Linked DNA regions of Mus musculus: regions 2, 3, 4, 5 and 6 are each linked to region 1. A link is a loop called in an ENCODE intact Hi-C map of the cell type or tissue named here. Cell type or tissue: left cerebral cortex. All regions are shown on one strand.

Region 1 (5,000 bases):
CAAGCACAATATGCAGACAGCAGGTTTCTGTGCTGCATCCTCCTGCAGTGGTCCCGGGGGCTCCCTCCTCCTACCCTAGTGTTACAATGGCACTGTCTCTGTGTCTCCAAAAACCAACACTCCTGCCGATAAGCAGCCAAACTCCAGGTGCCTGTCCTTGAGACCTTAGAGGAATAACAAGCTCAAGGGAGACACCCTCCTCTTCCCTCCTTGGACACTGTACATACATGGAAAAAAGGTAAACCGAGATCAGGTCACAGACAGTTACCACTGGACATAAAATTAGTCCTTGAGGGGCTGGTGAGATGGCTCAGCGGTTAAGAGTGCTGACTGCTCTTCCAAAGGTCCTGAGTTCAAATCCCAGCAACCACATGGTGGCTTCACAACCATCCCTAATGAAATGCCCTCTTCTGGAGTGTCTAAAGACAGCTACAGTGTACTTACATATAATACATAAATGAATAAATAAATATTTTTTTTAAAAATTAGACCTTAAGCAGACACCCATTACCCTCCTCCTGCTTCAGTACTATTCCACCCTCTACTCCCCTTTCCTGTGAATACTCACACTATTCCTAACTATACTGCATATAAACCCAATGTTTTCTGGACTCCAGTTGCTTGCCAGCGTTCATGTGGTGAGTGTGAGGTGGGTGATCCAAGTTCGAACTTGAAAATGAAAGACTTTTGCTAGTTGCAAGCGAACTTTGCAAATCCTGGGCTCGACTGGCTTTCCCATGAACTCAGGGCACAACAGGGTAAGACAGGGATGAAGTTAAAGAGTCTGGGAGCTACAGGGAATTGTGTAACACTATCACTGAGCTAGGATGTGCCCATGGGGAGTTTGTGAGGTCCCTAGGGAACCAGGCCAGGTGCACTACAAATTAAAGTGTAGGCTACCAATGCCATACTTTCGAATGATCAACATGTGTAGAGTCTAGGTTAAGAGAGATACTGGGAGACAGGGAACTACTAACGTAGATGGTGGTATTCTTTTTTCTGTTTGTTTGTTTTTTGTTTTTCAAGACAGGGTTTCTCTGTGTAGCCCTGGCTGTCCTGGAACTCACTTTGTAGACCAGGCTGGCCTCGAACTCAGAAATTCACCTGCCTTTGCCTCCTGAGTGCCGGGATTAAAGGCGTGTGCCACCATGCCTGGCCCAACTAAAAAATTTTATTTTATTTTATTTTATTTTATTTTATTTTATTTTAATGGAAGGGATCTCAGTGTATAGCCCTGGCTGTCCAGGAGCTTGCTCTTTGGAACAGGCTGGCCTCAAACTCACAGAAATCCATCTGACTCTGCCTCCTTAGTGTTGGGACTAAAGGTGTTCGACACCATGCACTTTGTTTTTTTGAGATAAAGTCTCCCTGCATACCCCTGGCTGTCTTGAAACTCACTCTGTACACCAGGCTGCCTCTGCCTCTGTGTCTGGCTCTGATGTAAATTTTTTTTGTTGTTTGTTTGTTTGTTTGTTTTTGTTTTTTCGAGACAGGGTTTCTCTGTGTAGCCCTGGCTGTCCTGGAACTCACTCTGTAGAACAGGCTGGCCTCGAACTCAGAAATACATCTGCCACTGCCTCCCAAGTGCTGGGATTAAAGGTGTGTGCCACCACACCTGGCTTTGATGTAAACTTTTAATAATTATTTAAACAACCACCAGGGGATGGAGAAATGCTTCAGCAGTTTAAAGCACTTCTTGCTCTTGCAGAGAAAGAACTCAGGTTCTTCAATTCCCAGCACCCACGTGGTGGCTCACAACCGCCTGTAATCCCAGTCTCAGAAGATCCAACGCCCTTCTTTGACCTCTGAAGGCACCAGGAACTCACATGGTTGCCGCAGACCCTTTTGGTCCCTTGTCTGTGTGGAACGGGTCTGTAGTGCAGGTGGGCAAGGAGTTGGTGGGAATTGACAGACAAACTCGACACAAGGAAGTGTGGATCTGAATGTAATTTGTCAAATCGAGCATCAAACTTTTCATACAGAAGAAATAGGGAAGTTGGGTGACACACCGGCAAGGTACAAAGAGGTTACTGGATTCTTACACAAAACAGGAATGTAAACACAGAAGAACTGGCAGGAACCAGCTGGGGTAAAATTCAATGTTAACAACTGGGATCAAAAACAGCTGTGCGCCACGCCCGGCTTAAAAAAATAATAAAAAAACAAAAACAAAAACAAAAACAACCAAGTATGCTGTACATGTCACTGAGAGAGGGTTGAGGCAAGAAGAAGTTCAAGGCCAGCCTTTGTCTGTGTAATGAGTTTAAGGATAATCTGAGTTTCAAGAGATCCAGTTTCCAAAAATGTGGGCCACCCACCACTGGGATTGTTTTTGTAGCAGGAATGAATGAGGATTTCTACAGATTTCCAACCTGGAATATGTAATTTAAGGCAACAATGCCTCGGCAGCCCACGAGGGGGCGCTGAGGGCATACAGCATCCTTCAGCTGTCCAAGGGAATGGCATCTTGGAGATCTTAGTATTCAAAGTCGCTTCATCTTGGGGGTTTTTTGTCAAAGCCAAGGCTGTCCCTTAGTTCTGCTAATCCAGTGGGGCTCTAAGAAGATTTTCTAGAATCCCTTTCATCGGATTTCTTTGCTTTTCTGTTCGCACACCCACCCAAGAGCAGAAAAATAAGGAGACCCAAAAATGAACCTGGCCTACTGGATCCCTTATTTTTTTTTTTTTTAAGATTTATTTATTTATTATATGTAAGTACACTGTAGCTGTCTTCAGACACTCCAGAAGAGGGCATCAGATCTTGTTACAGATGGTTGTGAGCCACCATGTGGTTGCTGGGATTTGAACTTCAGACCTTCGGAAGAGCAGTCAGGTGCTCTTACCCACTGAGCCATCTCACCAGCCCTACTGGATCCCTTATAAAGGAGATAGCAGAGTGTGCTTCCTCTTCGAGAACGCGATCAGTGGTATGGGAATAATCGCCGCTGCGGGTTCATGTGTGTTTGACAGATGTGTTTTTACACTTTTTCCTGTCTTTGTCAATTCCCTTATAGATTAGCCTGGCAGCTCTTTCTAGAACTCTCTTTTAGCTGTACTCAGCTTCGGAGCGACTGCTTATCTCCGTGCCACACTTGCATGTTTGGGCACCCAAGACGGATTACAGACCCAGTTCAGACAATCAGCCAGAACAGAAATGCCAACAGACGGGCAAGATATTGCAAAATCCCCGAGGGGCCCTAGCCTGAGCCAAGGCCAGCAGCATTGCACCAGCAGCTGGAGCGCTAGACGTCCATTGATAAGCTCACCCCGTCTGTCTTGGGGAGTTACCGCTCCCACACGGGTGGGTGACGGACAGGTGTCTTCCCGCTTGTACCCTCTTCCTCTGAGCTCTTGACAAGGGGCTGCCGGGACAGCATGGCCCCTTTCCCCATCTTGATTCTTTGTTCTCCAACCCCCCAAAACAAACAAACAAAGAAACAAACAAATAAATAAGGTACAGAGGATAATTCCAGCTGGATGTGTGTATCCACCTGTAATCCCAGGACTGGAGGTGGTGGTAGAAGGATCAAGAAGTTTAAAGTCATTCATGGCTACAGAGCAAGTTAGAGGCCAGCTTGGGCTATGAGCCTTTGTCAAGAAAGAGAGATGGCAGCCGGGCAGTGGTGGCGCACGCCTTTAATCCCAGCATTTGGGAGGCAGAGGCAGGTGGATTTCTGAGTTCGAGGCCAGCTTGGTCCAGGACAGTCAGGGCTACACAGAGAAACCCTGTCTTGGAAAACACAACAAAACAACAACAACAACAAAAAAAACAAAACAAAAAGAGAGAGAGAGAGAGAGAAAGAAAGCACAAGAGAGCGGGAGTGATGGCTCAGCAGTTGAGAGCCTTTGTTCTCACAGAGGGCTGGCGTTCAGTCTCAGAGCCTGTTGCTTCAGTTCTAGGGAATCCAATGCCTTCTTCACTCTGAGGCCACCAGGCACACATGTGGTGCACACGTTATAATAAAATGAATAAAAAATTAGAAAGAAGGAGGAAGGGCACAATTAAAAAAAAAAAAAAAAAAAGAAGGGGCTGGTGAGATGGCTCAGTGGGTAAGAGCACCCGACTGCTCTTCTGAAGGCCAGGAGTTCAAGTCCCAGCAACCACATAGTGGCTCACAACCATCTGTAACGAGATCTGATTCCCTCTTCTGGAGTGTCTGAGGACAGCTACAGTGTACTTACATATAACAAACAAACAAACAAATAAATCTTAAAAAAAAAAAAAAGAAGTCCTAAGTCATCCATTGGGGATGTAGCTCAATTGGTAGAGGGCTTTCTTAGAGTTCTCTGATGCATAGATATGCCTGAGGAAAACACACCCACTCCTGTAAAATAAGATCAATAAATTTGTTTTGTTTTCTCCAGACAGAATTTCTGTGTAGCCGGGGCTGTCCTGGAACTTACTCTGTAGACCAGGCTAGCCTAGAATTCACAGGAGACTGGGGTCTCTGTGTAGCCCTGGTTATCTGGAACTCACTCTATAGACTCGGATCCACCTACTTCTGACCCCATGTTGGGATTAAAGGCATCACTACTCCACTTAGATAATTTTTTGGGGGGGGGGGGGTTAAAGACAGGGTTTCTCTGTGTAGTCCTGGCTGTCCTCGAACTCAGAAATCAGTCTGCCTCTGCCTCCCAAGTGTTGAGATTAAAGGTGTGTGCCACCACCGCCCGACTTGAGCAGAGAATTATTTTATTTTATTATTTTATTTTTTTTTTTTTGGTTTTTCGAGACAGGGTTTCTCTGTGTAGCCTTGGCTGTCCTGGAACTCACTTTGTAGACCAGGCTGGCCTCGAACTCAGAAATCTGCCTGCCTCTGCCTCCCGAGTGCTGGGATTAAAGGCGTGCGCCACCACGCCCGGCTGAGAATTTTTTAAAAAAAGATTTATTAATTATTATATGTAAGTACACTGTAGCTGTCTTCAGACACACCAGAAGAGGGCATCAGATCTCATTATAGATGGTTGTGAGCCACCATGTGGTTGCTGGGATTTGAACT
Region 2 (5,000 bases), 170 kb after region 1:
AGCTGCTGAAATTCACCGATCCCTGGCCTGAGGCCCTGCTTGTCCTAGGGCCTCATGGAAGAGGCCCCATACTTGCTGAATTAGATCAAGTTGTGCATGGCTTTTAACTCTAGCTTCTCCCACTTGATGGTTTGGGGTTTGCTGCTTCCTGATAGACAGTAAACTTTACCCACGGGGGTGGTGGGGGGGGGGAGGACTGGGAGGGAGCGGCTGGAGAGATGGCTCAGCGGTTAAGAGCACTGACTGCTCTTTTAAGGGTCCTGAGTTCAAATCCCAGCAACCACATGGTGGCTCACAACCATCTGTAATGAGATCTGAAGCCCTCTTCTGGTGTGTCTGAAGACAGCTACAGTATACTTACATGTAACAATAAGTAAATCTTTTTAAAAAAAAAAACAAAAGTCACCCTCCTAGTCACTGACCAACACCAAATTTGTTTTCTCTTGAGACAGGATCTAACTGTATAGCCCTGGCTGCCCTGGAGCTCCCTGTATTGACCCAACTGGCCTCAAACCCTCAATGCTGTCTGCCTGAGTGCTGGCATTAAGGACATGCACCACCACACATGACTCTGAATGGGTTATGAAATCGAATTCCCTTTGAAATGTCTTTTTACTCATTAGTGTGTAGCAGGGATGCTGTTAGCGTGGCTTTGGGTCTGAATCAGGTCCCTCCTCTCGCTGTGCTGTGTAGGTTCCAGAGATTAAACGCTAGTTATCAAGAGTAAACAAATACATTTACCCTCAGAGCCATCCCAAGAGTCCTAGGTTCCTTTTTATCTAGCAGGAAGTGAATCTCTGGATCCTTGGCAATGGAGGCAGTGCACAACCCATCTTCTTCTCCAAAGCTGCTGGGACAAACATACTGTCCGTTTGTGTTAGTTTACATTTTATTGGGTTATAGTTACACACAGTAAAGTTCATAAATATTTTATTATATTTATTCATTTGCAAGCCAGTGGTGATAGTGTACAGCTTTATGTCCAGCATTCCGGAGGCAGAGATGGGTGGCTCTCAGAGCCAGCCTGGTCTACAGAGTGAGTTCCTGGGCAGCCTAGACTACACAGAGAAACCTTGCCTCAAAAATATAATAATAGTAATAATAATAATAATATACACACAAAGGAAATGTATTCACGATTGTACAGCCAAGCCATTCTGTTGTTGATTGTCTTGTTAGCACCTACAGTAGCAGCTCCATCTTCCCTCTTTTCTCCATTAATTTCTGTGTCCATGGACTTGCCTGAGGATTTCATATGAAAGGAAGCATGCAACTGGCAAATCTTGTGGCTGGATTTATTTAGTTTATCTATCTGTCTGTCTGTGTATATATCTGTCTATCTTCCCATTCATCTATCATGACTGTGTATATCTATTTGTCTGTCTGTCTATATGTCTGTATGTCTATCTGTCTACCTATCTTGCAGAGCATCTTCTACCTCTGCCTCCCAAGTGCTGGAATTACAGGTGTGTGCCACCACACTTTTTATGTGGTGCTGGGGCTCGAACCCAGCGCTTTGTATCTGCTGGGCAAACACACTGTCCACCTCCAGCCTCTTTCCCATGCTTTCTTTTCTGTGCTGGAGGTCACAAGTTACACTGTGCGCTGAGCGCCTGCCTCAGCCCTGGTTCCGTTTTTTGTTTTTTGTTTTTTTTGTTGTTTTTTCATAGTCGCAGCAATATCCATTATTACTGGGGACACAGTTGTGAAACCGGCGCTAGAAATCAGTTCCCCATGGGAGGCACTCGGCTCTGGAACATTCTGGGGGTGTGTTTTCTGAAATGCAATGTGCACACTATTTTTCCAGTTCTGAAACAGAGAGCCGTTGATGTATTTGTCCCAGCTATTGAAGAGAAGGAGGAATGATTGGAGGTTAGATTGCGGGCCAGCTACGCTGTTTGGGCAGGAAGGAGGGGGTTCAGCTGACATCTGGACACTCATACATATTCATACAGAGGACAGGGATTGGACCAACATCCTCAGAGCATGCTGGGACACCTTCCAGGCTGTCTGGTTACCAGGCAGAGTTCCCTGGAGTTGTGGCTCTATCCCTCCCCTGATAGCTTCATCCTTCAGTACCTGCACAGAGCCGGCTGGTATCTGCAGCAGCAGGAGATGCCTCACAATCACAATCTTAACCTGGTTAGGTTTTTTTTCCCAGAAAACTAACTCTCTCTCTCTCTCTCTCTCCCTCTCTCTCTCTCTCCCTCCCTCTTAGCTCTACCTAAGAAAGTAAATACCCTACCCAGCATGATGGCACACACTGTAACCTTAGCAGTTAGGAAGTAGAGGCAGGAGGAGCAGGGATTTAAAGTAATTCTCAGCTACATAGAGAGTTCAAGGCCAGCCTGGGCTACACAAGACCTATTTTAAAACTGAAAGCCAGGGCTGGAGAGATGACTCAGCAGTTAAGAACACTGACTGCTCTTCCAGAGGTCCTGAGTTCAATTCCCAGAAACCACATGGTGGCCAACAATCATCTGTAATGGGTATTTGATGCCCTCTTCTGGTGTGTCTAAAGACAGCTACAGTGTACTCACATATACCTTTACAAAAAAATCTTTAAAAACAAACAACAAAACTGAAGCTAGGCAGCCAGGTGGTGTCAGCATTTCTTCAATCCCTGTGAGTTTGAGGCCAACTTGGTCGACAAGGCTATGTAGAGAGACCCTGTTTCAAAACAGCCCAAAATACAAAAGAACTTGAGAGTAAGTGGCCTCACCTTATTCCAACAATCTGAAGACATAGGGGGTGGTGGAGAAGTGGGAGGTTGGGGGGTGGGGAGATGGGAGGATGGGGGTGGGGAGGGGATATCTGTGAGTTCCAGAATGGTTACAGCTACACAGGGAGAAAGACCCTGTCTCAAAAGCTAAATAAATAAAAACCCAATGGGAATAAGGCAGGCAGTTTACAGTGTGAATGTGTGTGTGGGGAGGGTGTTGAAATGCCTACCTTTAGGTTTTTATCAGCTTGACAGGAGCTAAAGTCATTCGAGAAGCCCTCTTCAGCTGAGAAAATGCTTCCATTGGACTGGGGTATCTTCTTGACTAAAGATTCATGCTGAAGGGCATAGCCCACTGTGGCTGGTATCACCCTGGTCAGGTTGGTCTGGGGTATAAAAGAAAACAGAGCAAGCCGTGGGGAGCAGGCCAGCACGAGCCTTCCTCATGGCCTCTGCATCAGATTCCTGCCCTGAGTTCCTGTCCTGACTTCCCTCAGTGACCTGGAAGCTTAAGACCCTTTCCTCCCTGGGCTGTGTTTGGCCATAGTGTTTATTCCAGCAATAAATACCCAACTAAAACACCTCTTGATGGCATAAAGCTAAGCTCCTTTGTAGAGATGGCTTAAAGGCTGCTTTCACAGAGGGCCCAAGTTCACGTTATGAACCATCCACACAAGGGTTTATAACAGTCTCTAAACAATTCCAAGGCGCCTGACACCCTCTTCTGGCCTCTGCTGGCAGCGGACAAGCATGGGGTATCCAGACATACATGCAGGCAAAGCATCCATGCCCATAAAACATAATGAAAAAAAGTGTAAGCCGGGTGTGGTGGCGCACGCCTTTAATCCTAGCACTTGGGAGGCAGAGGCAGGCGGATTTCTGAGTTCAAGGCCAGCCTGGTCTACAAAAGTGAGTTCCAGGACAGCCAGGGCTACACAGAGAAACCCTGTCTCGAAAAACCAAAAAAAAAAAAAAAAAAAAGTGTAATACAGAGAACAACACTAGGGAACCACAGAATATGATTAAACTGATCAAAAGAATAGAAACACACATGTATCCAAAGCAAGGGCTACAGAGATGGTTCAGTGTTGTTCACTACAGAGTGCTTGCTGATCTTTTTTTTTTTAAGATATTTATTTTATGTATGAGTGCTCATTCTGCGCCATTCTGTACACCATTGCGCCAGAAGAGAGTGTCAGATCTCATTACAGATGGTTGTGAGCCACCATGTGGTTGCTCGGATTTGAACTCAGGACCTCTGGAAGAGCAGTCAGTGCTCTTAACTGCTGAGCTATCTCTCTAGTCCTGGTTTATTTGATTTTTTTGTTTTGAAGATTTATTTATTTATTATATGTAAGTACACTGTAGCTGTCTTCAGACACACCAGAAGAGGGCGTCAGATCTCGTTACGGATGGTTGTGAGCCACCATGTGGTTGCTGGTATTTGAACTCCGGACCTTTGGAAGAGCAGTCGGGTACTCTTACCCACTGAGCCATCTCACCAGCCCGGTTTATTTGTTTTTGTTTTTGTTTTTGTTTTTGTTTTTGTTTTCTGCAGACCAAGTTGACTTCAAACTCTTAGAGATCCGCCTGCCTCTGCCTCCCAAGTGCTGGAACTAAAGACCTGTGCCACCAAGCATGCTTAGAAACATACTTTCACCACGAAATCGACAAAGATCTAAAAGTTTGAGAAAGGACTGAATGGACAAGAGAAAGTCCCTTTTTACCTGCGGATGGTAAGTGCAAATTGGTACCACCTTGGTGAAGGAAATACTTACCTAAGCCTTAGATGACAAAGCAACTCAAGTCTCAGCAACTAGAAATCCAGACAGCAGGAGGATAGACGTTCAAGGTCTTTAGTGCTGGGTCATCTTGAGTATGTAGTGAGTTTGAAACCAGCCTGGTCTCCAAACAAAACCAGGTTGACTTGATGACAGTTGAACTACATACATCTAAATAATGTGTAAAAGAACTCTACATATAAGGCTGGGTATGGTGGCACATATTATTAATCCCAGCATGTGGCGCTAGAGGCAGGAGGATCTTTGTAATTTTGAGGCCAGCCTGGTCTACATATTGAGGGCTAAGACAGACAGACAGGACTACACAGTGAAAAAAAAAAAAAGAGTCTAAAAAGCCAGGCAAGGCAGCTCACAACTTTTTAAAGGTGGTTGAGTCAGGATTATTGATGTGAATATCAGACAAGCTTTAGATCCATAGTGAGACAGTCTCCAAAACTCCATAAACAAGGCTCAGTGCTTGCGGAGCAAATGAGCAA
Region 3 (5,000 bases), 84 kb after region 1:
CTCAGCTTGATCCACAGGGTGGCACTACAAACACAGCCAGTCCTTTACCAGAACCAGGAACATTTTCACACCTAAGATACAAAGTTGGTGTTCGTGTGACTTAATGAGTGGCTGTGGTCTGACCAGCTGTGAGTGTGCTAGTGTCAGACTGACAGCCTACTGGACATACATTGTCCTGAGTTCTTGTTAGCTGAGAGTTAAGTGCAGGAGGGGACGGGGAGGTGGCCTCACTAGTAGGCAGCTAGGACTGTGAGGATGCAGTGTGACTTGCAAGTTCATGTCGGGAGCTACCTGGGTAACACATAGATGGTTTAGTCTCTGGCAGTTCTGGGGGTGGGGGGGATCTGGTTAGTTGATATTGTTCTTTCTGTGGGGTTGCAATCCCCTTCAGTCCTTCCCCTAACTCTTCTATTGGGTTCCCTGGGCTCAGTCCAGTGGTTGGCTGTGAGTATCTGCATCTGTACTGGTCAGGTGCTAGGAGAGTATGGATGGGTCCATGGCTTCAGCTACATATGTATCTTATCTGGCATCAGTAGGAAAGGAGGCCCTTGGTCCTTGGAGGCTTGATGCCCCAGCGTAGGGGGTTGCCAGAAGGGGTGAGGCGTGAAGGGAGTACCCCTTAGAGACAAAGGGGGGTCTTGTGGAGGGAAGACCAGGAAGGTTGGCAACATTTGAAATGTAAATAAATAAAATAATTAGTAAAAAAAATTGCAAGAGTTAAAACAAAAAATTAACCAAACAAGCAAAAAAAGACATACAGATGGTTTATGTTTTAGACGGCCTTGCTGCTTAAAACCCAGTGTCCAGCGTTTGCCGAGATGAGCTGTTCCCCATGTGGCACCTCAGACCAGAAGTGCAGGCTTTTTCCTGATGAGAGGTAATGTGTGCATGCGGTGAGAGCCTTGTACTCCTTTTACGAGGGTTAGCTAACTGGAAAAGAAAATATTTTAGGGCCAGGATTCCATAGCCAGCTACAAGAGTATTCTAAATTTAAAGGGACAAGTTAGACTGCATTTCCCTTTAAGTGAAGGAACCTGCTCAAAATTGACTTGAAACTCTCACTACAGTGGACATACAAGAAAGATTGAGTTTAGTAGATTAACTTTCTTCTTTGTTCTTTGCGGTTCCCATTGTAGCTGTGAGTTGTTGTTTTGTTTTGAGACAGACTCTCACTGTATAGTCTGCATAGATACAGTCTATCTATGCAGAAGACAGGTCTGCCTTCTGAGTGCTGGGTCTGACCGTGTGCACAACAACCCCCCTACCCTACCCCACCCCACCCCCACCCCCGGCCTGGCTCCCTTGTTTTTGTTTTGGTTTTGGTTTTGGTTTTTGGTTTTTCGAGACAGGGTTTCTCTGTATAGCCCTGGCTGTCCTGGAACTCACTCTGTAGACCAGGCTGGCCTCGAACTCAGAAATCCTCCTGCCTCTGCCTCCTGAGTGCTGGGATTAAAGGCGTGCGCCACCACCCCCGGCCTGGCTCCCTTGTTTCTAAGGAGACAGGGGATCCAGGGCAGAAGCTTCCCTGTGTACAAGCTCACTGGGGAGCTCAGGCTGCCCTTGGACCCTGAGCCTCCAGCATGTGCCTCCCTCCCCAGTGCTGGGCCTATCTTCTTATCATACACATCAGTGAGCCTCTGGTGTCAGGGCAGATCTGGAGCAGAGCTGAAACAAAGGAAGTGACCTCATGCAGCCAAGTCCAGAGTTTGAGTTTGTGTTCCACAGCCTCAGGCTCAGGCTCTTGCAAGCTCGATGAGAATGGAGAAGGGGCTTTCATGGTCACCTCTCCTGAGTGAAACTACACTGGAAAGAACTAGAAACTCGTGGAAAGCAGCCCAGCCTGAAGTCCCACCCTACACTTGTGATGGGTGATAGTGAGGCCTTCTCCTGGCTGCTGTTGCGCATCCCCTTGGAGGAGTAGGAAGTGCACGTGTGGTGCGTGAAAAGTGATGCGATGCCTACTGACAGGACAGGAGGAACGTGAGCACAGAGCATTTCCAACTACCTTCCCTTGCTTGTCAGTGCTTCCATGGTAGAGTGTTGTCATGCCGTGTGGGTGGGGAATGGAAGACTGGTTTCTTAACTTGTCTTCTGCATTTCTAGTTTGTTTTGGTTTTGTTGTCCTTGTTAAGCTGCACTTCTTTCTCTTTCTCCGGTTTTAGAATGCTAGAAGAAAAGGAAGAGCCAGGCTTCCTCACTGGCTTAAAGATCCCCGCCCCATGGGCTGCTGGGAAGACCGTGGAAACAGTACACCCTGTCAGAGACAACTATAAGTTTAAGGAGACTGTTCATATCCCAGGAGCTCGCTGCCTGTACCTACGATTTGACACCAGATGTTCGTCACAGTACGACTATGACAAAGTAAGCAGGAGCCAGTTGTCACTGCTGCCTCGACTTAGCTGCTTCTTATTTTCCTTTGCATTGCTCTCCATGCCTCACCCATTTCTGCCTCGGGGCCCTCTCTGGAGACTCCCTCAGGTAGTGCTTTGGCTGGTGTTGACTGAGGAAGTTGAAGAGCCTTACCTCTGTGTCTGACTGCAGTGCTGTAGGCGTGCAGACATTGTCACTCTAAGCACCCATGAGCTTGATTGTAGACAGAGGACTTCCTGTGGCTCTGCTGCCTTCTGCCTTCCCTCTTGACAGTTGTGTAGGTGTGTGGTGGCTGTTGATCTGGAATGGTCTCACTGCCCTCTTCTGGAGGCTTCTTATGTGTCCTGTGGAAGAAGGTGGCTTTTAGAAGGGTTCAGATAGGCCTGAGTCTGGCTTGCTTTTTCTTCTTCGCTATTATTTCAGACACCTACATAGATTTTGAGGACTTAACGACTTAATGACCATTCAGAAAGGGCAGGGTTTTCTTCTGTTGCTGTTGAGTTGGAGTCCTGAGGAAAGGCTGAGGAAAGGACACACAGACCAGCGCTGCGCATGCTGTCTGCTGCTGGTCAGCCACAGGGCACCTCTGCCCGGGGCAAATGGAGTACAGACAGATGTCTTAATCTCGTCAAGGGAGGCTTTTAGGTTAAAGGTAAATTAGCCACACTTACCTTGAGATGGTGAGACACACAGCCAGATGTTAAATCTTCCTCCCTGTTAGATTTTAGGAGAGTCAAGCATCTCAGATATTTGGAGGAGTTGAAAATGTGTCCTGAAAACTCACCTCAGCCTGCAGCTAAGATGCTTCATGGAGCCTGGCTCTGGCTGTCCTTGCCTCCTCTGTTCAGGCGGAGTGTCTGCAGTGCCTCATGTGCAAGCAGACGTTACCCCTTTAGTTGGTATTGTTTTGGTTTTTCTTTAAAAAGTGATAATTTGCCTCTTCTGGTATGTGCTGAGTTGTGCCTGCCACATATATTACAATTATGATGCACAAGGAGGCTTCCCACATAGACAAAAATATATTTACTTTCCCCATGTTTCCTGGCTGGTGTCAGCAAGAGGTGTAACAGGACAGAGCTCACGAGCTGACAGGCATCCAGAGTTAAAGATGGAGCTCTCACATCCTGGCTTAGCTGCCAGGGGCATCAGTGTACCATACGCTCAGGCTTGCTAGTTACAGAAGCCAGAGAGAGTGCTGTTTCCCCCCGACATACTTGAATGCCAAGTGAGTTGCCACTCTCTTCTATGATAGAAGCAGACAGTGAGGGCCAGATGACTCAGTAGGTAAGGCTCTTACAGCACAAGCCTGATGGCCTCTCATGTACTCCCCAAAGCCCATGAAAAGGAGGAGGAGACAACCAACTTGACAAAGTTGTCCTCTGGCCTTCCCACATGGGCCGTGGCACACAATCCCCCCATGCACATATACCATGCAAACACAACTTTAATAATAAACAAACCAGCCAATTAGATAAAACTGGGTGATGGGAGGACAGTATTAACAGATGAAAATTGTCCCTATAAGCAGCAGTCATCTATATTTTTGATCTATATTTGTGTCATTTCTTTATGCCATTAAGCAATGTTTTAAGAATGTGTGGCTTGTTTTTACTTTGTTGCATTTTTAAATCCTGATTTCTTCATTTTTTGTTGCTTTTATTTGTATTAGGGATTAGAACCTGCCTATATTAGTCACTACATTCATTTTGGGGAGGACTTAAGGGCCAAACTGCACCTGTTGTAAATGAGTTCTGATAACTAGGATGAAAATAGCAATCTGAGAACTACACACACACGGTATGATTAGTTAGATCTTAGTGTCCCTGTGCCAACCTAGATTTGAAAATATCAGAAATGTGCCTGTGAATAATTTCAATCATTATTTTTCTTTCACTGCCTTATAAATACCAATAGCTGATTGTCTCCAGACTTATATCAGCTAGACTTCAGATATGAGGATCTATTAGTTACATTATAATGAATGATACCAGGGTCTGGCTATAAATGTATTTTTTACAAATGTTTTTTTTACAAATGTTTTTTTGCAGCCTCTTTATTTGTAGATGTTGTTTTTGTTTTTCTTTTACAGTCTAACGGTCTATTTTCTGTTTTGAAGTTGGTGATTTACGCGGGGCCTAACACAAACAGTAGGAAGGTTGCTGAGTATGGAGGCAACACTCTGGGATATGGCAGCCGGAGTGTCTTAGGAACTGGCTGGCCGAAGGACTTGGTGAAGGTATGGGATCAAGTCACAACTTCTTTCTAGAAAAAGGAAGGTGTTCGTAGGTTCTTAATGGGCTTGAGGCTAAGTGTAACCCAGCAAGCATTTGCAATGGGACTTGAATTAGTTATTGCCACATTGCTAGGCCTATAGTTCACAGTTAGACAGGCACATAGTTAGCTAGTTAGGGCCACATTGGTATGGCTGTTGCCTTCCCACTTCTATTTAGAATTACCTTCCTTTTGCTTGTAGGACATCAGACCCCTGTCCTCACTGGAGCTTCAATCCATCCACAGGGTTCTTTGTGGTCACTGGGTTGTCAGAACTATTTCTTGGGGGTGGGGCTGCTAGTTTTCCCAGGGTCCTTTTCTGGACATTGACCATAGAACACTGCAGTTTAAAAGTTTTG
Region 4 (5,000 bases), 160 kb after region 1:
TGGCTTGGAACCACAGCTGCGAACACCAGAATTGCTAAGACATTAAAAAGTGCAAGCCAGGCATGGTGGCGCACGCCTTTAATCCCAGCACTCGGGAGGCAGAGGCAGGTGGATTTCTGAGTTCGAGGCCAGCCTGGTCTACAAAGTGTGTTCCAGGACAGCCAGGGCTACACAGAGAAACCCTGTCTCAAAAAAACAAAAAAAGAAAAAAAAAAGTGCAGACTCCTGAGAATACAGGGAGATTAACTTCTGGCTACACTTGTCTGTCTTCAGTTTCATGTGAATTTTTTAACAGTATCCACAGCCACTTAGGACAGCAGATTGCTAATGGCCCACCAGTCATTTTACCATGTCCAATCCACACGGTGTCCTGTGAGTTGAGAGTTCTCCTTCCTGGGAGCCTGTGCTCCATCCTCACCAGGAACAGACCCAAGTTGCCCTGAACCCTTTCTGCCACCTCTTTCAAGTCCCACGAGGAAGTCAGTGACAGCAGAAGCCATGTCCTCTGGCTCCTGAGGAAGGTTTTCTAAGCCACCCTTGGTGAGCCTGGTATCTAAGTGGTATATCCTGGCTACAGTATGTCTCATTTGGGGACAGACTAATTCTCGGTGTCCTGGCTTTGCAGAACGAGTATCAGAAGAGCGTTTTGTAAGCCATGCAGTGTCTGTACGGCATCTGAAGGAAGGGGCAGTTCTTGCATCTTAATCCCTGACAAGGGTGCTGAAGCAGGATCGCTTGTCCTTCAAAGGCTCCTTCTGGGGTTCAGGTTTTGTGCTTTGCTTTGAGACAAATCCTAAGCTACCTTCCTCAGTCTTCTAATGGCTACAAGTGTGCACCCCCATGGCTGGCCCAGGATTAAGACTTCTAAGAACCCTCTGTTTACTCTTTTGTCAGAAACAACTCCCTAGGCTCCAAGTAGTACCACAGCTGCAATGAACCTCTGAGTTTCCTCCAGAGTTCAAATCTTGGAGGAGATTGGCAGCTCTTAAGTGAAGGAATGCAGGAGAGTCAAGATCTTGAGGCCAGCCTGGTCTACATGGAATGTCTTAGGGGGAAAAAAAAAACATAAGCCTTGAATTCTGAGCCCTCTGAGAAGGAAGCCATGCTAGGGCATCCAACAAAGAGCTCAGACATCAACTATGCCTGCAGCCTAGAAGCTGAGGCGGGAAGATTTTAAGTTCAAGGCCAGCCTAGGCTACACAGTGAGACCGTGCATGCACACTCCCCTCTGTCTCTATAGAAAGAATCACAAGCTGAGCTCTAAATACAAACTTTATTTCTATTACAAGGAAATAGACAATTAGAACAGTAAAATAAAAAGGGGAGGGGCTGGCGCCTCCGTCCTCATGAGTAGGAGTGGCCCTGGTAGGGGCAGCATGAACAAAGCAGTACATTCCTCATCAAGAACAGAGAGAGGTGGGTGAGTGACCCGCAAGGACGAAGGTGGCCTCCAGTCCGTGTCCCTGCCAGACATGTGCCTGTGTAACACGCTGCACACTCAAGCTTAGGTCCCCACCAGGAGGATGCTTCTCACTCTGAGATCCCAGAACCCTTGTCTCTGTCCATCAGGACCACAAAGCACCAAGAAGCAGTGGTGATGACATCACTAAGGATGGAGCCCTTATGGGCCAGGAGGGCCACAGACACTCAGCGCTGATTTCAAGGCTGCTCAACAATGGCAGCTCGGGCCTCCCAGCTAGCCCTCCCTCAAACCCAAACACACACAGCACAATCGCAAAGACACAAAATGGCCATAACCTAGGAAAAATTACAATCTGGTGTCTCTCCTGCCCAGTAAGCCCGAGAGGCAGCTGGACATTGCACCAGCATGTTCTGTTATGCATGGGGTGGGGTGGGGTGGGGGCTGCAAGAGCCCCCAGAGTCACCATCACTCCTCTTCCTCCTCCGCATCGCCTGCTCCCTGCTGCTTTGGAGGCTTGGCCTGTTGGATAAGTAGTGAAAGGACAGACATGTTGAAGCTGCCTGGTTCCAAGAGAGCTTCCCTCGAAAAAAGCCAAAGAATGGACCCTAAGCTACTAGGTGTGTACCCAGCACATTCTCTGAATTTGTAACCCCACCAGCCCCAGCCGTGTGTGCATCTGCCCTGAACGTCACTGCAGGATCCCGGTTACCTTTGCTGCTCTGCTGTGGTAGCCAGCAGCTGCAGGGCTGACCCGAGAGCTCCGACCACCTTCACTCCTCCCACTGTAAACAAAGAGCAGGAGTCAGCATGCTGACGTGGGAACTCAGAGGAGATAGGGAGGCGGCGCCATCAGGCAAACCCAGACCCCTCAGTGAGCCTGGTGGGGGCCACCTAGGTAAAGCACAGGCTTAACAAGGGTGAGGTTCTGGGATCCTCCCTTAGCACCACTGGTGAAAAAAAGGCAAAGCCCTCCATGGCTCTTTCCTAATGTCTGTGACCACGCATAGAAATAAAGGTATGAGTTTTTCTAACCTCCCCGCATTATTCTGCATGTGTGCAATGTGGGTGGATACATTTGCTATGATGTGTGTGGTGGCCAGAGGACAACTCAGTTTCTGAAGATCAAACTCAGGCCATCACACTTCCATGGCAAGTGCTTTGAGCAGAGCCCTCCCAGCAGCGCCAGACTACCTGCCCCTGCTTTCCTCAGCCACTGTCGGCTCCATCCTGGGGCTGCTGCTTACCCAGCTCCGTACCTCCCAGGGGATCCATGAGGAAAAGAGGGCGCAAAGTTTTCTGGATAGAGATTTTGAATAGAGTGGATCACTGGAGCGTGCCCGGATGCTATGGGCCCATTCTGGCTGCCCCGCATCTGCCCACGGATGTCCTGGCTATCAGAGTTGTTGAGTTTCAGCACACCGGGAGGGCTACGCTGGCAGTCAGACCTGGGCCCTGACGGTAAGTTCAACAGTCGGTTGCAGGAAGCCACATTGTTCATGGTCCTGTTAGGAGACATCGAGTAGGTGGGGCCTTTCACTGATTCCGGCTTGACATCATCCATGTAACCAGATGACAGGTCTCCTGGGAAGAGAAGGTGGCAGTGGCTTTAGGGGGAAGGCTACTCTAGCTGTTACTAGCAGACTGTCATGGCAGACAGCCCACTCTACATGCTGATGTTATGATCCTCAAGGCCAGCCTCCTAACTGCTCAGCAAACAGATGTCAGCAAACGATGAAAAGCCGTTTGCACTTGGCTTTGTGGTGTGAAGTTTCAGAAACACGCACCCAGCAAGATGGTTTAAAAAAGGAGTCAGGAGCCACAGCTTACTGCGGCACTGTGATTCACAGCTGTCTTGGAAGCCATAGCCTATAAAGTCTGCACTTAGGTCAGCTTGGGGTAATGTGGGGACCACTTAGCCTCAGCAGAGTCCCCCAAGAGACCCTCGTGCGTGGGAACGGGAGGCACAGGCAAGCCTCCCAGGGAGCAGGAATGCGAAGCAGGCTAAGGAGGCAGTGGCTGCAGCCTCACTCCCTAGCTCAGCCCCAGTGGATACCCTGGTGTTTGACCCGCCTCCTGGACAGCTCTGCTGAAGTGTTTTCTGGCTGCGAATCCTGGGCTGGGATGCCCTCCACTGCACGGTGGTTTGCTGTGGCTGGGCGTTGGTCACACTGGTCCTTTAAAAAAAAAGAAGAGAAGAGAAGAGAAGAGAAGAGAAGAGAAGAGAAGAGAAGAGAAGAGAAGAGAAGAGAAGAGAAGAGAAGAAGAGAGAAAAAAGAAAAAAAAGAAAAGAGAAGAGAAGAGAGAAAAAAGAAAAAAAAAGAGAAGAGAAGAGAAGAGAAGAGAAGAGAAGGAAAGGAAAGGAAAGGAAAGGAAAGGAAAGGAAAGGAAAGGAAAGGAAAGGAAAGGAAAGGAAAGGAAAGGAAAGGAAAGGAAAGGAAAGGAAAAAGAAAGAAGAAAATGAGTACCCGGGATGCTGGGAAGAGAGGTGTCAGCAGGTTGGGAGACCATCCCGCCCCACACACAGCAGACCCCGACAACCAGCTTACACATCCTGGAAACCAGGAGGAAGCCGAGTCCTGGAACTAGAGTGGAGCCACCATGGGCTCCTGAGGCTCTGGGCAAGGAAGAAGCAAAGGCTGGTGGTCAGAAGAGCATGCTCTGTCTATAGTGTTTGTGTCATGGCTTAGGTGACAAGCAGCGTTTTTGTCCTTGAAGTGGGAGATGTACAAAGAGCAATGAAAGGCTGGCGCCTGCCCCACTAGCTCTTCATACAACTGATGGCTTTGGGCGGGTGGGGAGCATTTTTCCCCCCACTAACCACATAGGATCCCAGACTGGAGAAACTGAAAAAAGGACTTTCGAGTATGCAGTGTAGCACCCTTCTTTCCAGAAGCCCCGGGAGGAGTTCAGAGCCAGGGCACCACAAAGGCAGAGCTGGAGCCCAGGTCTCATGGAGCACAACTCTCATGGAGCACAGGAAAGCCTGCCGGTCAGTCAGGCTGCATCTGTCCACTCAGGGACATGCTTTCTCCACCCTCTACTCAGCTGTGATGCCATGAGCTCAGCAGGGCTCTGCGGACAGAGTGTAGCTGGAGGGTGGAGAGCACCCCAGGGATTCTCACCTGATGGTAGAACAGCACCTCCTCTTCCAGCTGCACCCCACAGAACTCACAGGGGATGATGATGCTGTCTTCCACAGCAGCTGAACTGCTCAGGCCCATTAAAGTGTCAAACTGGTTACTTGTTGCTTGTTGTAGAAAGTTCTGGAAGATGGTACCAGGATCTTCCACACCCCTGATGGAAGAGCTGCCCGTATTGAGTGAACGTAAGGCATGAGAAGGGTTGCAGCTTGTCTGTCATCCAAAAGACATGTTAAAAGTAAAGAGAGGTCAAGGAAAAATTACATCAGTAAACACTTTCGCCAAGAAACTACTGCCCCTGAGTGCTGCGGTGCTGGAAAGGCCAGAGTTCAGCTCCACTCTACTGCTCCCTCCTGCACCTGTGCCATCCATCACACCATACCATCACACACGGGACCATACCATAAATAGGGGCCAAATAGTCTTTCATCCTTACT
Region 5 (5,000 bases), 52 kb after region 1:
TGGGTCTTACTACATATGTAGCCAGAGCAGTGGCTGAGCCAAAGAAAGGAATGACTGAGAACTGTCTTCCATGTGCCCTGGAGGCGGCAGTATGCTGCGCTAATGGCTTTTATTTGGGTTTTTCATCTTTTCTTTTTTTTCTATTTTCTTTTTAAAAATCTGGTCCGTGCCTTTATTGGTTGTCATTTCCTCTTATATTAAATGCCAGTGTCTGGCAACAGGCATCAGGGTGCTGGTGCTGGGAGCACTTCATGCTACAGGCAGTGTGTACAGATTAAAGAGAGTAGGTCTGAAGTGTGTGTGTGTGTGTGTGTGTCTGTGTGTGTGTTCATGGAACAATCTTCTTGCCTTAGCCTTTTTTTTTTTTTAAAGATTTATTTATTTAATATACAGTGTAGTACACTGTACTGTCTTCAGACACACCAGAAGAGGGCATCAGATCCCATTACAGAGGGTTGTGAGCCACCATGTGGTTGCTGGGAATTGAACTCAGGACCTCTGGAAGAGGAGTCAGTGCTCTTAACCGCTGAGCCATCTCTCCAGCCCTTGCCTTAGCTTTTTAAGTTGCTGGATTAACAGGAGTGTGCCACCACATGTGGCTTAAATATATTCTTCCCCCAAGACAATCCCATGTCTGGCCTTGAACACACTGTATAGCCACAGATGAGCTTAAATTTCTGGTCCTACCTTCATGCTTTTGGTGCTGGGATTACAAGCATGTACTCCATGCCTGTTTTTAAAATCTAATTCTCAATGTTGGAATATCCATGTAGAGCAGATTTAAAGAACGTAGTAAATATTTTTTTATCACAGTATAACTTGAGTTAATGTCCATTTTCCTTTATTGTTTGGCTGTTGATGTTTATTTTACAGTCTATTTTATGAACTTTTATGTTCCATATAATTTTATGTGTTATTCTTAGATATAAATAACAGTTTTATTCTGATAAGGAACCTAATGAATTTTCCTTTTCGACTTTAAAGTGTCAGTGAGATGACACATCAAATTAGAATTTTTTTTGTCCTGTGCTAGGCATACTCATGCACTGGGGAAGCAGAGGCAGGTGGATTTCTGTGAGTTCAAAAGCCAACTGGGTCTACAGAGTGAGTTCCCAGATAGCCACATCTCTCTTGAAAAAAACCAAACTGAACAAACAAACAAACAAAAAGAATCTCTGCATCCCTCTAATGAAGGGCCTTTTTCCTAATCAGGTGTGCCAGACAGTGCCCATGCCCGCCAGCCCCCTTCCTGTGGGCAGCACCATGAGCACTGTGCACCTTTCCTCAGATGGCACTTACTTCTACTGGATCTGGTCCCCTGCCAGTTTAAATGAGAAAACCCCAAAGGGACACTCTGTCTTCATGGACATTTTTGAACTTGTGGTAAGTTTGAATTCATTGTGTATCACTGCAGAAGTGTATCTGTTTGCTTTCCTTTCAGGTCTATATACAAAGAACCTGCCACTTAAAGTACCCGTTGTGCTCAGTCTCCTCAGCACCGCTTTCCTCTTGCAGCCCTTGGAGGCTGCTGCTTTAGGGCTGTGTGGGGTCAGTGCAGTCTAGCTTTTTGAAGGCTCATCTTGCATGAGAGGAGGTAACCTTACTGCATGCATTGCAGTGGATGGTCTTAGCAGAAATGTGTGTGGGTATAACTGAAATATCAAGACGACCCTCCAGACAGAAGTGAGCGCCTGGGAAGTTGCAGTTGGAGCTATGAGGAGACAGTGGATGTCAGCTGAGTACTCACTGAGCCAATAGTGTTCTACCCTGCGGGTGGAACATAGTGATGGCCACGGGAGGTTGGGCTGCTGATCCAGTGGAGCTTGAGTCCTGGCGCAGGGCAGTTGAGCAGATAGGGTGACGGTAGTGGAGAAATAAAAGATTACCCATAAGCAACTGAGAAGATAAGTGATGATTTCAGGCCGTGAGGGAACCAGTGTAGTTTGCCAGATAAAGAACTTGGCAAAGCCAGGTGTGATGGCTTCCAGAAGGCTGGGACCAGAGGAGTGTCTATTTGAGGCCAGCCTGTGCTACATAATGAGCTTAAGGATGACTTGTGCTGCACAGCAAGGCAATGACTAAAAGAGGAAGAAAGAAGAGGGGCCTGGAGAGATGGCTCAGTGGTTGAGAGCACTGCCTGCTCCTCCCAGTACCTACATGGCAGCTCATAAACATTTGTGACTCCAGTTCCAGGGGATCCAGTGCCCTCATCTGGCCTCCATGGGCACTGCACAGACATGGTGCATAGACATACATGCAAGCGAAACACAAGAGATTTCAGAATAAATTAGTTAGATTAAAAGATATCTGACACAAGAATAGAAAATGCCCACACCATGGTACGTTACTGTGAAATTTTAGATTACTTAGAATAAAGTGAGAATTCTGAAGTGTCTAGAAATAAAACATACACACATAAAGGTGGGTGAGGAATTAAGAAAAAAATAGCCTAGTTAGTAGGTTTCTTGGTGCAAAAGTAGAGATGTGTTTTCATAACCCATAGGAAAATGATTCTCCAAGTGTGAAGACAACACACGGCTGTTCTTAGGTATCTGGCCGGATGGAGGGGATGTGACAGCTCAAATAGCCTTGCTGCGGCAGGAAGCAGATGCAGGAGAGGGGTCTGCTTCAGGTTGAAAGGAGGCCTTTGAATCATTTGGGGTCCTACTCAAACAAGTCACCCGAGGACTTTGTGACTTCATTTCGTTCCTTCCACTGGGACTCACTTGGCAGCACCTACACCTGCCGAGGCATCTTGCAGCTTCTGCCTTAGACTCTTGATCTTCCTGACTTGAGTGCTGAGATTAAGAGCTGAGCCACCAGGCCTGGCTGGCTCCTTTCTTCCTTCTTCCCTTTCTTTTTTTTCTTTGAGACGGGGTCTCACTATCTTAGTTAGAGTTTCATTGCTATAAAGTGACACCATAGGCCGGGCGTGGTGGTGCACGCCTTTAATCCCAGCACTCTGGAGGCAGAGGCAGGTGGATTTCTGAGTTCGAGGCCAGCCTGGTCTACAAAGTGAGTTCCAGGACAGCCAGGGCTATACAGAGAAACCCTGTCTCAAAAAACCAAAAGGAAAACATTTAATTGGAATTGGGACTAGCTTACAGTTTCAGAATTTTAGTTCATTATTGTCATGGTAGGAATCGTATCAGTGTGCAGGGAGATGCTGAGAGTTCTACAACTTGATCCTCAGGCAGCAGGAGGAGACTGTATGTCACATAGGGCATAGCTTGAACCTACGAGACTTCAGAGTCTACCTCCACGGTGACGCACTTCTTCCAAAAGACCACACCTATTTCAACAGGGCCACACCTCATAATAGTGCCCCTCTCTATGGGCTAAGCATTCAAACACATGAGTCCATGGGGGCCATGCCTATTCAAACAACTGCACTAGCCCTGGCTGTCCTCAAGTGTACCGAGGTCCACCTGCCTCTGTTCCCTGAGTACTGGCATCAAAGGCGTGCACCACTGTGTTTGGCTTTCCTGAACCTTCTCGAGGCAAGCATATCACACCACCGCATAACCTTCAGTCCAGAAGTGCCTTATCTTTTGCTGTTAAGTGGTCAAGCAGCCCTTTTCTTACTTGAGCTTGTAGCTATGTGCAGTGGTTGATTTGAACACCATCACAGAAACTGTTGACCCTTCTCTGCAAAGGCAGGCACTTCTGCTCACTCTTTCTTCCTAGCCTTATGTGCCCATCACCCTAGCCGTCATGCGTCACAGTGTGTTTCTGAGACCCTTCCCTCCACGCTGACTCCTCTTCCCCTCTTCCCTCATTTGAAATGTGGCTTTCTCCTGCAGGCACTCGGGCAGCTTCTCAGCCGGAGCCTGTCCAAGGAGCTCAGGTGCATAATTCACAGGAGTCTGCTGTCAGCAAGGCCTAACTAACCGGCTGGTCTTTCAGAATGCCTTATCATGACATGCCCTTTATGACTACTAAGTAACTAACCAGTATAGGAAGATAGTTAGCTTTATGATCTAAATAAATGGAGTGCAGGGGCCAGAGATGACTCAGCAGGTAAGGGAACCTGCTACCATGCCCAGTTACCTATGTTCAGTCCCCACTGCCCCTATGGTGAAAGGAGAGAATCACTTCTATAAATAGTCCATTGACCTTCAACAAGTACTCTGATGCATGTGTATACACACACACACACACACACACACACACACACACACACACACACACACTGTTTTAGTTAGGTTCTATTGCTGTATTAACACTGGCCAAAACCAACTTATAGTCCATCATACCAGGAAGTCAGGGCAGGAACTTAAGGCAGGAACCTGGAGGCAGAGCTGACGCAGACCCCACAGAGGAAAGCTGCTTCCTGCCTTGCTCTCCACTGCTTACTCAGCCTGTTTGCTTTCTTTCATTTTTTAAAATGCATTTTAAAAGATTATTATTTATTTATTTTACATTCTGACCAAAGTTTCTCCTCCTTCTTCTCCTTCTAGTCCCCCGACCCCCACTTCTCCTCTGTCCCCTACTCCCTTCCCCCTATATCCATCCACTCCTTGTTCTTTTCTCTTCAGGAAAGGATGGGCAAGCAAACATGGCATAGCAAGCTGCTATAAGCCTAGGCACATCCTCTCACTCGTATTAAAGCTGGATGAGGCAACCCAGTAGGAGGAAAAGGATCCCCAAAGCCTGCAGAGTCAGACAGCCCCTGCTCCTACTGTCAGGAGTCCCACAAGAAGACCAAGCTCATGCTGAGGGCATAGGCCAGTCCCATGCAGGCCAGTGTGGCATCCAGGAGGAGAAAGGCTGAGACACTGTGAGAGACGGCCAGGCAGAAGCAGCTGAGCTGAGGGGTTCAGCACCCACATAGGCCAGGGGCACCAGATCCCTTGGAGCTAGAGTTAAAGACAGTTGTGAGCCACCCTAGATGATGGGAACCAAGTGCTCTTACCCACTGAGGCATCTCTCCAGCTTGAGATTTATTCATGTTTTAGAATGGTTGTTGGTTGGTGTGTGTGACAGATTTACAAGGTGGC
Region 6 (5,000 bases), 67 kb after region 1:
GAGCACACCCATAAACCTAGTATAGGGCTCTCAGCCTTCCTAATGATGCCAGGACCCTTTAGTATAATTCTTCATGTTGTGGTGACCCCAATCATAAAACTATTTTGTTGCTACTTAGTAACTGTAATTTTGCTATTGTTATGAATTATAATGTAAATATCTTATATATAGGATATCTGATATGTGACCCCTGTGAAAGGGCCAGTGCACCCCCAGAGGGTTGTGACCCACAGGTTGAGAACCACTGTCTTAGTACTTGGGAGGATGGAGAGCCATAGTTACTTAGTGACTTTGTGGCCAGATTGCGAAGGAAAGACCACAACAAGAGAGAGAGAGAAAAAATGGTGCCTCACACCTGTAATGTCAGCATCTGGGGAGCTGAGCAGGAGAACCAGGCATCTGAGGCTAGCCTGGGCATCATGGTGAAACTCAGGCAAACAGGGTGTGTGTGATGTCAGCAATAGTAACCAACACTCATGGGAGTGCATGGCAGCCATGAGGTAGGGACCTCTCCTAGTTAGGATTGTTACTGTTACTATGAAACACCAGGACCAAAAGCAAGCTTGGGAAGGAAGAGCTATATTTCATACTTCCACATTGTGGTCCATCACTGAAGAAAGTCAGAGCGGGAACTCAAGCAGGGCAGGAACCCAGAGGCTGAACCCGAAGCAGAGGCCGTGCAGGGGTGCTGCTTTTTTATGGGATCCAGGACCACCAGCCCAGGAATGATACTATTCATAATGGGCATACCTTACAGGCTTGCCTCCAGTCTGACCTCTTGGAGGCATTTTCTCAGTTGACACTCCTGTCTCTCAGATGGCTAGAGCATGTGTCACGTTGACATACAGCTGTCCAGCACAGCACTTTATATTATCTCTGCTTTGCAAGTGAGAAACCTGCAAGGTTAGTAACACCCCCATGCCATGGAGAAGAGGTAGAGCCAGAATGCAAACCCCTACCCTACAGCCTGTCCTCTTCACTGCTCCGTTCTCCTGTGTGTCTGTAAGAGGGACAGCGAGAGCCAGGAGGGAGAGCGACCTCATAGCAAGGCTGACAAGGCCAGCTGAAACCCTTCCTACAAGCACTGCCACTCTGTGACTCAAGGCTTCCTTCTGTGCTTTCTCTCTTTTGACCTTCTAATATAGAAAAACACCTTCATGTCAACATTGCTGCTTTAAATCACTCTCAGAAACATAGTTTAATATCAAGGTTATGAAGACATTTCGTCAGCATTGCTTTTAGAGGTCTTCTGTCTGTGTGTATTTTCTGTTTTTTTGTTGTTGATATCACTAGAAAACAACAAAATAGGAATTTTCAAAAGAAGTCTGATTAGGAGCCTAAAATGAAAACTTTAAAGAGTAGTCTTCAGGATCATTAAATAGCTGTCTGTTTTCATAGTCCTGGCCTCCAGTTTGGTGTATAACATCTCAGATGGTCAGTTCGCAAGTCGTGCAGATCTCATAGATGCTGCTGGAAGCTCGCTGGGGCGTGGTGCTCTTGTACCAGGATTGGGTAAGACACGCCTGTTTCCTTGAAACCTGGGTGATTGATTTTGAAGAATCTTGTCAAGTCTCTGTGGCACTCCAGTGTTCTTAAAAGAGAGAAATGCTAATACCCTTTAATTTAGGGACTCAGTGTGCAAGCTCCCATGTATAAACTTGTCAGGTGAGCTGCCATTGAAGACACTGAACATTAGATTGTAAAATGATACCATCACAGTCCTTTCCATACAGATGTGTTCCTCTGAACACATGGTAGAAAATGACCAGGTGCTGTACATTTGGCTTGCTCTTTGTCCCAACTACTAGGGAACACACTGAGGGGTTTTTGACTCATTATTGTGCGTGGTTGTTACCTGTTCGTATGGTTTCGTGGCCTTTCATGAAAGCCACCTGAGTGCATCCATCCCAGGAGCAGACCATATGGATGAGCTGTCCCTTCTCACACAGGAGCTGAGCAAAACTGTAAATTAAATTTAGATTTTATGCTCAGTCCCAATTTAGTCTGTTGTCATGTAGATCTTTGGGGGTAGAGTGTGGCTGTCAGCGCTGGGGAGAATTCCTGTCCTTTGCTCTTTGGGGGTGTTGTAGGAAATCTGTTGGGGTGTGCAGTGGCACAGCAGCTGTGTGAGCCGTGTTGTTTGCAGGTGCCTGTTATGATACCATGAACAACATGCTATGGACTTGCTCAAATGACTACATCGACCAGTGGTGCAATCCTGGGAACCAGGCCTTCCATTACGTGTGCCAGAGACTGGGTGTCAGCCATATCATCACCGAGCCCAAAGGTGAGCAGCACGCTCAGACCCAACTGTGACAGACTAGAGGAGCAGCGGTAGCTGGGGACGTGGCGACCGCTTCCTTTTTGGAATTTGAGGAGAAACCCTCTGTTGTCTGTGACAGGAAGGCTGGCCGTGTGGAAGGAGAAGGCATGTAGTTCAGTGGAGGTTTCGAGGAACTTGTAGGCTTCTAAAGAGAAACCCCTATTTCCCTCCCACAATCTAAACTTAGATGTAAAATTTAATTACTGGTGCTAGAGAGGCCTCGTGTAATCTCAGCACGGGAGAGGCTCAAGGAGGAGGACTGCTCTATATTCTAGACCGCCCTGGGCTACAGAGTGAGTTCTAGTTTAAGGTGGGCCAGACTGAGGTCTTACCTCAAAACAAAACCCAAAAACATTGATTATTGGTTCTCAGGCTAGAATCCCCCTAAGTGCTGGGATTAACAATGTGTGCCACTGTGCTTGGCAGTATTGACATTATTAAGAGCAACTGTCTTGATAAGGGGGAGAGAATAACTCAGCAAATTCTCTCTGTGTAAAGTATTATTAAAACAGACATTATCAACAAAGTAAGAACCATCTATATCCAGGTTTTGGAAATTGGTCAGTGGAGTCACCATATTAAAAACAACAACAGGGGCTGGTGAGATGGCTCAGCAGTTAAGAGCACTGACTGCTCTTCCAAAGGTCCTAAGTTTAAATCCCAGCAACCACATGGTGGCTCATAACCATCCATAATGAGATCTGATGCCCTCTTCTGGAGTGTCTGAAGACAGCTACAGTGTACTTATGTATAATAATAAATAAATCTTTAACAACAACAACAGAGTGCTGAAGAGATGGCTCAAAGATTAAGAGCACTGACTGTTCTTCCAAAGGTCCTGAGTTCAATTCCCAGCAATGATATGGTGGCTCACAACCATCTGTAATGACATCCAATGCCTTCTTCTGGTGTGTCTGAAGACAGCTACATTGTACTTATATACATTAAATAATTCTTTAAAAAAATAAAAACAACAACAGAAACATCAACAGCAGCAGCAACAACACTCAGTAGGCAGAGGCAGTGGATCGCTGTGAGTTTGAGGCCAGCCTACTCTACATAGTTCATTCTCGTCCAGCCAGGGCTACAGAGTGAAAGCTTAAGCAACCAACCACCTCCACAGTCCCCTCAGCCTGCTGGGTTAAGGCAGTGGAAGCCTGGGGTGTTTTTAGCTGAGGCTGCTTTAGTCTCCATTCAGCCTTGGTCATGATAGCCATTCTGCCAGGGTGGGGCCTATTGTGAAATCAGCAGCTTTGCTTCCTGAGGGCTGACTGGATTTGGGGCTGAGCATCTGCAGCAGCAGCAGCACCACCAACACCTCTTGCGCACGCTCGACTGGCCAGGAAGAACGACGCTGCAACAGGATCCTTCTGCACACGTTTATTGGGAGAGCTTGATTGTAGAAGCGAAAAGACCTCAAGCCCAGAACTGGTGCTGCTTTTATAGGCCTAGGGCAGGCGTTCTCTCTCATCTGATTGGTTAACTTGTCTCTCATCTGATTGGTTAACTTGTCTCTCATCTGATTGGTTAACTTGTCTCTCATCTGATTGGTTAACTTTTGTCAATTCTCAAAACCTCACCTTGGCAAAAGAACCTTTACTGGCTATGTATGTGTGGTGGCCAGCTGTAGCCAACTGCCACTCTGCAACTGCCACTCTGCAACTGCCACTCTGTAACTGCCACTCTGCAACGGCTTCCCACAAACACCACCACTACCACCACCACCAGCACCAACACCAGCACCACCACTGTCTTTGGTACCAGAGAGAGAAAACCAGACTCAACAGAACAGCAAAGTATCTGGAAATTTGATGAATCTCTACAGGGGCCTCCGTATAGTGTCCTTAGTAAGGGACACTGAAGGACCTTTGTTGTATGCTCATGTCTAGATAAATGTAAACTGAAAACATTGTCAGAGGGCCAGATGGAAGTTACATATCAGGGCAGAGTTTACAATTGCCAGAGCTGACACAACACACCCAGCCTTACAAACAGATCCATATAGAATCAAAGTCTTACTAGCTCAGGAGGTTGGGGTGCCACCTCTGACTATCGGTTAAGTCACCAAGTCTTGAAATAAAACCCAGACCTGGGAGTATGGCTCAGTGTACAGCAGACTGTCAGAAGGAGCAAGACCCTGGCTCACATTCCTAACATCAGACTCAAGAATAGTAACAATAATGAAACAAGGGGTTAAAGAAAAGAAGCCCAGCTACACTAGAGACACTCAGATTCTGGGCTTTTTAGAAGATAGATTTAAAGCAGCATTATAAATATGTTAAAAAATAAAAACTGGGCTGGTGAGATGGCTCAGTGGGTAAGAGCACCCGACTGCTCTTCTGAAGGTCCTAAGTTCAAATCCCAGCAACCACATGGTGGCTCACAACCACCCGTAATGAGATCTGATGCCCTCTTCTGGTGTGTCTGAAGACAGCTACAGTGTACTTACATATAATAAATAAATAAATCTTTAAAAAATAAAATAAAATAAATAAAAACTAACTGAAAATGTCTTGGAAATTTTGAAGAAAAGTGTGATGACTATGACAAGTGAATAGAAACTCTAATAAAGAAATACACAATTAAAAATTGAGGCAGAGTCTCATGTATTCCAGGCTGGAATCATATTCACTATGTAGCCAAGGATCTTCAACTAGTGACCCTCCTGCTTTCACCT

What was found. A loop is a pair of places that touch in the nucleus more often than their neighbours do. Peaks named below come from ENCODE experiments on the same cell type or tissue, not always from the same donor. Only the 100,000 strongest peaks of a DNase experiment are listed, where the experiment ranks them.
Region 2: a loop joins it to region 1, with 5 times the contacts of the local background. A loop is called at or near these places in 32 of 42 quality-filtered maps.
Region 3: a loop joins it to region 1, with 2.4 times the contacts of the local background. A loop is called at or near these places in 3 of 42 quality-filtered maps.
Region 4: a loop joins it to region 1, with 2.8 times the contacts of the local background. A loop is called at or near these places in 30 of 42 quality-filtered maps.
Region 5: a loop joins it to region 1, with 4 times the contacts of the local background. A loop is called at or near these places in 22 of 42 quality-filtered maps.
Region 6: it touches region 1 in a loop (2.8-fold over the local background); 3 of 42 quality-filtered maps call a loop at or near these places.

What each region holds. Positions count from the first base shown.
Region 1 is chr5:121,213,131-121,218,130 of GRCm38, forward strand. No RefSeq gene overlaps it. Among named protein-coding and RNA genes, the nearest start is that of Hectd4, 4.6 kb to the right of the region's middle. In left cerebral cortex, CTCF peaks have their summits at 1,664 and 2,405 (motif pointing right); a DNase peak (open chromatin) is centred at 2,401.
Region 2 is chr5:121,387,466-121,392,465 of GRCm38, forward strand. No RefSeq gene overlaps it. Among named protein-coding and RNA genes, the nearest start is that of Trafd1, 4.4 kb to the left of the region's middle. In left cerebral cortex, a CTCF peak has its summit at 2,474 (motif pointing left); a DNase peak (open chromatin) is centred at 1,896; H3K27ac peaks cover 224 bases.
Region 3 is chr5:121,297,283-121,302,282 of GRCm38, forward strand. It overlaps Hectd4 (HECT domain E3 ubiquitin protein ligase 4), which reads left to right. Exons shown (of 76, transcript NM_181421.4): 20 at 777-877; 21 at 2,163-2,361; 22 at 4,487-4,606. Among named protein-coding and RNA genes, the nearest start is that of Gm52784, 17 kb to the left of the region's middle. In left cerebral cortex, a CTCF peak has its summit at 2,702 (motif pointing left); DNase peaks (open chromatin) are centred at 2,078 and 2,636; H3K27ac peaks cover 450 bases.
Region 4 is chr5:121,370,471-121,375,470 of GRCm38, forward strand. It overlaps Trafd1 (TRAF type zinc finger domain containing 1), which reads right to left. Exons shown (of 12, transcript NM_001163470.1): 8 at 4,546-4,776; 9 at 3,477-3,597; 10 at 2,668-3,004; 11 at 2,133-2,205; 12 at 1,255-1,942. The coding sequence ends at 1,889. Among named protein-coding and RNA genes, the nearest start is that of Gm42020, 13 kb to the right of the region's middle. In left cerebral cortex, no CTCF peak of the experiment used is centred here; a DNase peak (open chromatin) is centred at 3,078.
Region 5 is chr5:121,265,023-121,270,022 of GRCm38, forward strand. Hectd4 (HECT domain E3 ubiquitin protein ligase 4) reads left to right here. Exons shown (of 76, transcript NM_181421.4): 7 at 1,213-1,383. Among named protein-coding and RNA genes, the nearest start is that of Gm52784, 16 kb to the right of the region's middle. In left cerebral cortex, CTCF peaks have their summits at 424 (motif pointing right) and 2,221 (motif pointing left); DNase peaks (open chromatin) are centred at 2,098 and 2,534; H3K27ac peaks cover 205 bases.
Region 6 is chr5:121,279,658-121,284,657 of GRCm38, forward strand. Hectd4 (HECT domain E3 ubiquitin protein ligase 4) reads left to right here. Exons shown (of 76, transcript NM_181421.4): 10 at 1,399-1,512; 11 at 2,147-2,287. It overlaps Gm52784 (a long non-coding RNA gene), which reads right to left and starts at 3,622. Exons shown (of 3, transcript XR_003955778.1): 1 at 3,439-3,622; 2 at 1,856-1,962; 3 at 1,468-1,538. In left cerebral cortex, a CTCF peak has its summit at 3,012 (motif pointing left); a DNase peak (open chromatin) is centred at 2,028; H3K27ac peaks cover 439 bases.